Regions from separate parts of the Homo sapiens genome. Here regions 2 and 3 are each linked to region 1. A link is a contact called in ENCODE Hi-C or POLR2A ChIA-PET data. All regions are on one chromosome and are shown on one strand. Each heading gives the region's core, a stretch centred on a gene start or an enhancer-like site at or near the end of the contact. The rest is flanking DNA. Distances are from core to core; before and after follow the strand shown. Region 1 overlaps LPP (LIM domain containing preferred translocation partner in lipoma). Region 2 has its middle 45 kb from the start of LPP-AS2. Region 3 overlaps LPP (LIM domain containing preferred translocation partner in lipoma).

Region 1 (2,797 bases), core at 185-2,684:
TCCAAAAAAAAAAAAAATATATATTAGCTAGATGTGGTGGCACATATCTGTAGTCCTACCCACTCAGGAGGCTGAGGAGGTGGGAGGATCGCTTGAACCCAGGAGTTTAAGGCTGCAGTGAGCTAGAACGGTGCCATTGCACTTCAGCTTGGGTCACAGAGTGCAACTCTGTCTATAAAACAAAGACAAAAGCACCACAGTTCGTTAGATATAACTGAATATTATCTTCATTTCCTACTGTAGTGGTTCTTAGAAAGGTTGTTTCTTAAGTTAGAAACTGTTGCCTAAGTATTTAGGATGTGGCAGGCACTGTGCTACATGCTGGGGTTGACGAATGCATGGGATTCGGCTCTCTCCCAGGCTGGTGGGAAGAGGACACATCTAGAAGCCAGGGTATATACCCCGAAGGGGTTTGAGGCAGTGCAGAGTTGATGATGATGGTCTCCAGCCTGCCTTTCCTTTACAAAAATGAGGAGACTGCATCTCACATTGCCAACGAGCTGCTTGACTCTACCGATATTCCCTACCAAGCACGATTATGGGTAGTCTTAAAATTCTTAATAATAAAATAGATATTGAAAATAGTGTTTTTTTTTTTAACAGTGAAAGTAATATGTACTCATGTATAGGTTTTCAATATACAGGAAACTATAAAATGAAAAGGATTGTACCTGTAATCCCACCCCTTACAGCTAACTACTGTGACATTTTATTTGTAGAAGTCCATTTTGCTATCAGACCTCAAGTTTTAAAATCTTAACTCACCCTCTGTAACCTAGTTCTCAGCTCTATTTTATGTAACGTTTTTAAAGGATTCAAGATTTAAAATAAACTTATCTCACCCCAAATGCACTTGTATATTTTTGACACCCCCTCATCTCTCTCTCTCTCTTGTCTCTCTCTCTTCTCTGTCTCTCACTCTATCTCAGTTCTCTTTCTCCTCTTCTTTCTCTCTCTCCTCTCTCCTCTCTCTGTCTTTCTCTCTCTGTCTCACACACACACACGGGGAAAAAAAATCACTCGAGTTAAGAATCAGTCTCTCATTTTACAGATAGGAAAACTGAAATCTAGAACTTGTCTGAAATCATGTTAAAAAAAAAAAAGTGGTAATCTGTGCTCGAACCCAGGTCTCCTGAATTTTCGTTCAGTGCTTTTTCCATTCTACAGTGATGCCTCCTTACTAGGTCATAGAAACAGTGGCAGAGGGAGAAAAGGAAAAATACGTCAGCTCCAAAGAGTGCAGTTTTTTTTTTTCTGTGTCCTTTAGCTGAGCTATTTTTGTGACTATTCAGTACATGTACAATGCTGCCTCTTGGAGTGTTCCGGCTAGACTAAGAGGCCATTCACTGCTGACTGCAGCCATGCCATCCCTCCATGGAATCCTCGGCCCGGAAATCAGATGGGAACAAACTATTCCAATATACAAATCAAATTTCAGAGTCTGAGTGTACACAGAAAAATTACTGGATATCCTGTTGGACTATGTACATAACAATGACACAGTGATTTATGAGGGTATGATGGGGCAGAGGGTAGCGGGTGATGTTGGAGTTGATTCATCACTTAAGCGCTAATCCATTCACCAGCTCCAGTCAGACTTCAACACAAATGCCAAATTATTCATCTTCCCTAAATCCAACCCTATTATTTTCTCTCTCAAAACCTTCAGTTGCTTCCTTTTGCATATGGAAGAGAGCGTGGACTCCTCCATCTGGCATTTAAGGCTTTCTATGATCTGTCCTCCCAGACATTGATAGGCTGTGGAGATACAGTAAGGTAGTTGTTATGAGCCACACCTTGCAGCCAGGCTGCTCCAGCACCAAGCAACACTTTCCCCGGGAGGTTGCTGCACCTCCCTGCTCCTCACTTTCCTCATTTGTGGAATAGGAATAGGGTCATTGTGAGAATTAAATAAGTTAATATTTGTAAAGGGTTTAACAGTGACTAGCTCATAATCCGTCACGTAGAAAGTTTTTTCTTAGCTCATTTAATAAGTACCTTTCTAACCCATCACTGATAGCATTTTTCTTTTGCACCAGACTTCTTTCTAGTCATTGCTGGGAGCGTCCTCTCATTTTCCTGCCTCCCTGTAGCTGTCACTCTCACTCCTAAACTGTTGGCGTTCTCATTTTGGCTTGCCCAAATCTTACGCATTCTTTTAAGTCCATGTTCAAGTGAATCCTCACTGATTTTGTTCTTCATTCATCCCCTTAACAGACTTTTATGGAGGGTCTACTGTGTGCAAGGTGTATTATGTAGGAAGCCTTCCACAGTTCCCAGAGCTAGGTGAGCTCTGTCATGTAGGCCTGTCTTGTACATATCACCTTCGACATTGCTGAGCAGTTTGTGTTGGACATGTTTGATCTCCTCCCCTAGAATATAAACAGCTGGAGAGTAGGATGCTTATTAGTAGGTGCTTATTAAGCTTTCTTTAAAATGAGTAAGTGCACATGCTACCTTTTATAGATCTGTTACCTTCTAATGAAGGCAAGAACAATAGGAACAAACATTAGTTTTGTGTGTGTGTGTGAGAGAGAGAGAGACAGAGAGGGAGAGAGAAAGAGAGAGAGAGATTTTGAATGGGAATAATTATGAGGCCACATCTGAGGGCAAATAACCACTTCCAAGTTGAAGAAAGGCAAGGAGAAGACAGGAATGAGAGGAGAGCTGTAGCAGTCAAAGGAAACGGGATGAGAATATGTTATTCTCTGAATCATAAAGCATTTGCTCTGAGAAATGTTTTTCCTTAAGTGGTATAAAATGTAAAATGAATTGGGTCTTAGTTTTTCTTTTCCTC
Region 2 (2,797 bases), core at 127-2,626, 150 kb before region 1:
CAACTACATGCTTCATCTCTAGATCCAGTTCCCTCCAGTGGCAACCCAACGCTGTCTTTTTCTCTCCCCCTCATTTCTCTTTTTTTCCCTGAAACACATCTTAGAAAGAGAAAGACTTTCTAATGAGGCAAGACAAGCAGGACATTAGCCCCTAGCACCAATTTTAGCACAGGCAGTTGAAAGCATCCTAGTTAGTCAGTGAATGCTACCTGCAGGGCCCATCTGCTTGCCTTTTGAAATGTTTGGCCCTTGCTTTGAAACTTTTTAAAAATATAACCAAGTATTCTCTTTATCAAAAGGACTCTCTCTGGCAGAGGTAAGGGATTGAACTGTCTAAATATTCCAAAGCCAAGCTTGCTCTAGGCAAAGGAAGGCAACATTTCTTTCTTTCTTTCTTTTAATTATACTTTAAGTTCTAAAGTACATATGCACAACGTGCTGGTTTGTTACATAGGTGTACATGTGCCATGTTGGTTTGCTGCACCCATTAACTTGTCATTTACATTCGGTATTTCTCTTAATGCTATCCCTCCCCCTGCCCCCTACCCCACGACAGGCCCCCGTGTGTTTCCTGCCCTGTGTCCCAGTGTTCTCATTTTTCAGTTCCCACCTATGAGTGAGAACATGTGGTGTTTGGTTTTCTGTCCTTGTGATAGTTTGCTCAGAATGATGGTTTCCATCTTCATCCATGTCCCTGCAAAGGACATGAACTCATCCTTTTTTATGGCTGCACAGTATTCCATGGTGTATATGTGCCACATTTTCTTAATCTAGTCTATCATTGGTGGACATTTGGTTTGGTTACAAGTTTTTGCTATTGTGAATAGTGCCACAGTGAACATACGTGTGCATGTGTCTTTATAGTAGCACGATTTATAATCCTTTGGGTATATACCCAGGAATGGGATCACTGGGTCAAATGGTATTTCTAGTTCTAGATCCTTGAGGAATTGCCACACTGTCTTCCACTATGGTTGAACTAGTTTATACTCCCACCAAGAGTGTAAAAGCATTCCTATTTCTCCACATCCTCCTCAGCATCTGTTGTTTCCTGACTTTTTAATGATCACCATGCTAACTGGTGTGAGATGGTGTCTCATTGTGGTTTGATTTGCATTTCTCTGCACCACTGATGATGAGCATTTTTTCATGTGTCTGTCGGCTGCATAAATGTCTTCTTTTGAGAAGTGTCTGTCACATCCTTTGCCCACTTTTTGATGAGGTTGTTTGTTTTTTTCTTGTAAATTTGTTTAAGTTCTTTGTAGATTCTGGATATTAGCCCACTGTCAGATGGGTAGATTGCAAAAATTTTCTCCCATTCTGTAGGTTGCTTGTTCATTCAGGACATAGGCGCAGGCAAGGACTTCATGACTAAAACACCAAAAGGAAGGCAACATTTTTTACATTTACAAGATGTCATCCTGCATAGCATTGACTTCATTCATTGTTTACTTCCTGAATTCATGATGTGGTCAAAGTTAGCGGGGCATGAGTAGTGTGGCAGGATGGGTAGAGAAACAGATAAATTAGGTAAGGTCCAGTCCTTTAAGAGTTTAGTCTAGATGGCAGAGAGGCACCCACATTCAAATAACTTTAATGAAAGATAGAAAGTGAATACCGTAGCCCTCATCAGGGGTCAGGCTGAAGAGGTGGGGGTAAAAAAGCATTACTATTGGAATCATTTTAGCAGGTTTTCAAGATATTCTGAATTCCCCTTATGAGCTTTGTTTGGACACAAAACTCATGATTATACTGGTCACAGACACTATGTCCTAGTCATACAACTGTGACCAAAAAAGACATGGTCAATGTCATTATGGAACTTACACAGGACTTGATGGAAGTAGACCATAGCCAAACAATTAGGCAACTAAATATACAGTTACAAGTAGAAAAATAAAATTTTGGGCCGGGAGTGTTGGCTCATGCCTGTAATCCCAGCACTTTGGGAGGCCAAGGCGGGCGGATCACCTGAGGTCAGGAGCTCAAGACAGGCCTGGCCAACATGGTGAAACTCTGTCTCCACTAAAAATACAAAAATTAGCCGGGCATGATGGCATACACCTGTAGTCTCAGCTACTGGGGAGGCTGAGGCAGGAGAATTGCTCGAACCTAGGAAGCGGAGGTTGCAGTGAGCTGAGATGGCACCACTGCACTCCAGACTGGGTGAAAGAGCAAGACTCTTTCTCAAAAAAAAAAATAAAAAGATTTTGGAGAGTCTAAGAGGAAGAGGAAGAATTGTTTCCAGCTTAGGTGTGGTGGGAAGGTATCAAAGAAGATTTTATGGATAAAGAACCATTCATGCTCAATGTTGAAAGTTGCATATGATTTGGATATTGAGTGGCAGTAGGGGAAGGGGATTCCCTTTGAAGGGCACAGCGTGAACAAGGGCAACAAAGCAGGAAAGGGCAGGAGACACACTCTGCTGTGAAGTCATGGCAGAGCCACTGAACTTTTCTGGGCAGTGGAATTATTAGCTACATATTTTAAAAAGATTTGTTTAGCAGCATTACAGGAAGGAAGGAGGGAGGAACAGAGATAAGGAAGGTGGACCTTTGGGCAGCTACCAAAATATAAAATGGAAGAAGAGCAGTCAGTGGCAGAGGGGATGGCAAGAAGGAAGTGGACAGAAGAGGCATTGCTGGTTTATAATCCTGAGAATTTGGCAATAACTAGATGGCAGGGGGCAGAGTAAAGGGATGGGTGAGAGAGGGGAGAATAAAAGATAATTCCAATGTGTCTACCCTGGGAATATAGAAATAGAGATCTTCATGATAGTGGGGATGGGACAGGGGCT
Region 3 (2,797 bases), core at 83-2,582, 150 kb after region 1:
ACTCTGTACTATTTTTGCAACTTTCTATGAGTCCATATTTAAAAAAAAATTAATAATAGTAAAATAAAGGAATGCATATAGATATCTTAATGTATTCTTCTCTTACTCAAAGTGCTATCTTACATGCCATCTGAATTGCTTGCATGATACTTTGAAAGATCACTGCTATATGTATCCCTGCCAAAATGTATGGCTTAAACCTGTGGTTTTCAAAGCTGGCCAGTCATCAGAAAGACTTGGAGAACATTTTTCAAAAGAAAAAAATTAAAGCAAGTCCTAGGTCCCATCACAATTTTACAGAATCAAAATATCTGGCCATGGGGCCCAGGAATCTGCATTAAAACAAAGCAAAATAAAAAATAAAACAGAACTTCCCGGGAATTGTGATTGATGCTCAACCAACGTTTGGGAACCACTCATTTATTTCATTAACTTCAGGGACCAGTGCCTTAATCTCCTTTGAACCTTCTCCAAGTCCTGAGAGTGTACTCTTCCTCCCGTAGTTAATGATGGTAGCTTTTGAAGTCTTGAGAGTCTTTATCTTGTGAACATTGTACAGATTCAGAGACCTAGAGCATCTTTCATGTTGCTATTCTTTTCCCTCAGTGCTTTCATTATAGACACCAATCGTTTGCATATGTTGTCCTGGGTCATTTTATTTGGGATCCAAAACCAGAAAATTTCAAACAACAACAAAAAAATGGATTCTTCGAGAATGCCCTAGCCATGGACAAGCTTCTGCATTACAGAGCTCTTGCTATTGTGTTGCTTTGGGTAGCAATGCCTGAAATCTCAGCCAATTTTGGGTCACAGTAGGCCTATGTAAATTATCTAAAAATGGATTCATTATGGACATTATAAAAATAAATCTGACACCTGAGCCTTTGGGCAAATATACCATATAAAGAAATCATACCCTAGAATAACGATTAACCTAAAGAACTTAAAAAAAATCAGTATGATATTTTTATCATCCTTTCTTAAAATTACTGCATTCAGAGAGACCTGATGGCTGAGGACAGCACCTGGGGCAGAGGAGTATAGGTCATTGGGATGTGGCATCCTGAGTCTTCTAGCAGTTTGCTCTTCCAGCACTCTCCCTTATTATATGTTCTTTACATTGTTCTGTATGTCGCTGTCTTCAAACAGAATAGATAAGTCTACTAGTCAAGATAGACATATAACAGGCACCACATGTGCATAAAAATTGCATTATGTAAATTTAGTGCCGTAATATAATATGAAGGATGTCCTCTAGGAGGAACTGGGGAAAGCATCACAGACGAGGACACATCTGATCTGAGTGTTGGAGAATGAGTTAGTTGTTTACCAAGCAGAAAAGGGTGGTGGACAGCATGGCATGCCAAGTAAAGGGAACAGCATGTGCAAAAGCAGAGAATGGCCCCCATCCTGACCCTTGTAATTTTGGCAGCTCTTTGCTGATGTCCTCAGGCAATGCATCTGGGCTCCTGGGAATAGCTTTGCAATGTGAACAGAGTGACTTCACTATGGGTAGACCTAAATGTTCTAGCGTGCTCTGAAACTTACCTCTAGAAATAGCTCCAGGAAGTTAGGTAGCTTCAGAGAGGAAGGACCAAGAAATATGATCTTATACCACAGGCAAGAAGTACTTTCCTGGAGGTACTGGCCAGAAGTACTATTGCTATCTCTCTGCACTTGTCTGTTATATTTTAGAATGAAATGTGCCTGTGCATACAAATGCTAAGGCAAGAAAGAAAAAGCAAAAGGCAATTCTCTTTAAATCTCCTGAAATAATTTCAGGCAGCTTTTTTTACCTAGTCAAACACACACGCTTAAGAATGGAGTTGTAAGCTAACTTAATCATTTTTTGTTTTGTTTTGCTCTCTTACTTGTTCACACGTTGGGGTAATCCTGAGAAAACAGGAAGCAATGAAAGAAGGATTTTATTGTGAAATGTTCATTACAACTTGTAATTTTAAAATGTGTTTGTATGAGTGTGCACAAATGTGAATAAATTTTAGAGCACTTTCTCACATAATATCTAGTTTAATCACCAGAATATCCTGCAACGTTATTATAGTTCCTACATTATTATGGTTCCTAAAGACAAATGAAAAATCTGTGATTCAGAGACCCAAGGTTAGGCTAATAAATGTAGAAGTCACATTTGACCAAATTTTAGTATCTTCCCTTAAGTATTGGTAATGTACGATAAACACTATTTGGTAATAATGAATTATTACAATTACTAAAACAACTTATCTGGCAGAACAGTATCTTAACTATTTGAAAAATATTGTAGTGGATTTATTAGCTTCCATTTCATCTGAAGTCCACTTTGCTTTACTGCTTACTTTATCTTTCTAGCTACTCTGTAAAAAAGTTATTATCACCCTCAATCTGCCAAGTATAATGTATGTAAAGTGAAATAACTAGCATATTGCAAAGCTGGGAATTGAACCCTTGTCTCCTAAATCCAAGTCTGTAGCTGTTCCTCAGCAGTACACTGTATCTCATGTTAATGCCATTATTACTTGTATTAAATGAAATAATTTTTCCATCATTATTTTCCCGAATTATTACTATCCAGAGCGATTTGAAGGTTAAGGTCATCCAAATAATGTGTGAAAATTGCTTAAAATCAATCTCCTGTGCATGGATGTCTATGATGTATACAAATATAAAACAGCCAAAGTAGTCTCAAGAAGTTATTACCAAGTTTCTCAAATAGTGTCTCAAGGCGACATTATTTGACAAGACCTTTGGAATAACCATTTGGAATTTTCCTTAGTTCAGTTGAATTGTGTCATCTTGC

What was found. A loop is a pair of places that touch in the nucleus more often than their neighbours do. ChIA-PET counts read pairs that join two places held with the same protein, here RNA polymerase II (POLR2A). Pooled maps may share reads with other maps.
Region 2: a loop to region 1 is called in a map of CD8-positive, alpha-beta T cell, with 2.9 times the contacts of the local background. The contact joins two enhancer-like sites. A Hi-C loop is called at or near these places in 1 of 168 maps with a recorded cell type or tissue (CD8-positive, alpha-beta T cell) and 4 of 50 pooled maps. POLR2A ChIA-PET finds 5 or more read pairs at or near these places in 2 of 52 experiments (PC-3 and Panc1).
Region 3: a map of gastrocnemius medialis shows a loop between it and region 1 (2.3-fold over the local background). The contact joins two enhancer-like sites. A Hi-C loop is called at or near these places in 1 of 168 maps with a recorded cell type or tissue (gastrocnemius medialis) and 4 of 50 pooled maps. POLR2A ChIA-PET finds 5 or more read pairs at or near these places in 1 of 52 experiments (Panc1).

The regions. Positions count from the first base shown.
Region 1 is chr3:188,261,742-188,264,538 of GRCh38, forward strand. All of the region lies in intron 2 of LPP (LIM domain containing preferred translocation partner in lipoma), which reads left to right. Among named protein-coding and RNA genes, the nearest start is that of FLJ42393, 85 kb to the left of the region's middle. Within about 2 kb of position 1,435, at least 19 of the 41 ENCODE cell types and tissues checked have a DNase peak (open chromatin) inside an H3K27ac peak, as active enhancers do; they include gastrocnemius medialis, where a contact is called at or near this core.
Region 2 is chr3:188,107,760-188,110,556 of GRCh38, forward strand. No RefSeq gene overlaps it. Among named protein-coding and RNA genes, the nearest start is that of LPP-AS2, 45 kb to the right of the region's middle. Within about 2 kb of position 1,377, at least 2 of the 41 ENCODE cell types and tissues checked have a DNase peak (open chromatin) inside an H3K27ac peak, as active enhancers do.
Region 3 is chr3:188,416,064-188,418,860 of GRCh38, forward strand. The region is part of intron 4 of LPP (LIM domain containing preferred translocation partner in lipoma); the gene reads left to right. Among named protein-coding and RNA genes, the nearest start is that of LPP-AS1, 150 kb to the right of the region's middle. Within about 2 kb of position 1,333, at least 5 of the 41 ENCODE cell types and tissues checked have a DNase peak (open chromatin) inside an H3K27ac peak, as active enhancers do; they include gastrocnemius medialis, where a contact is called at or near this core.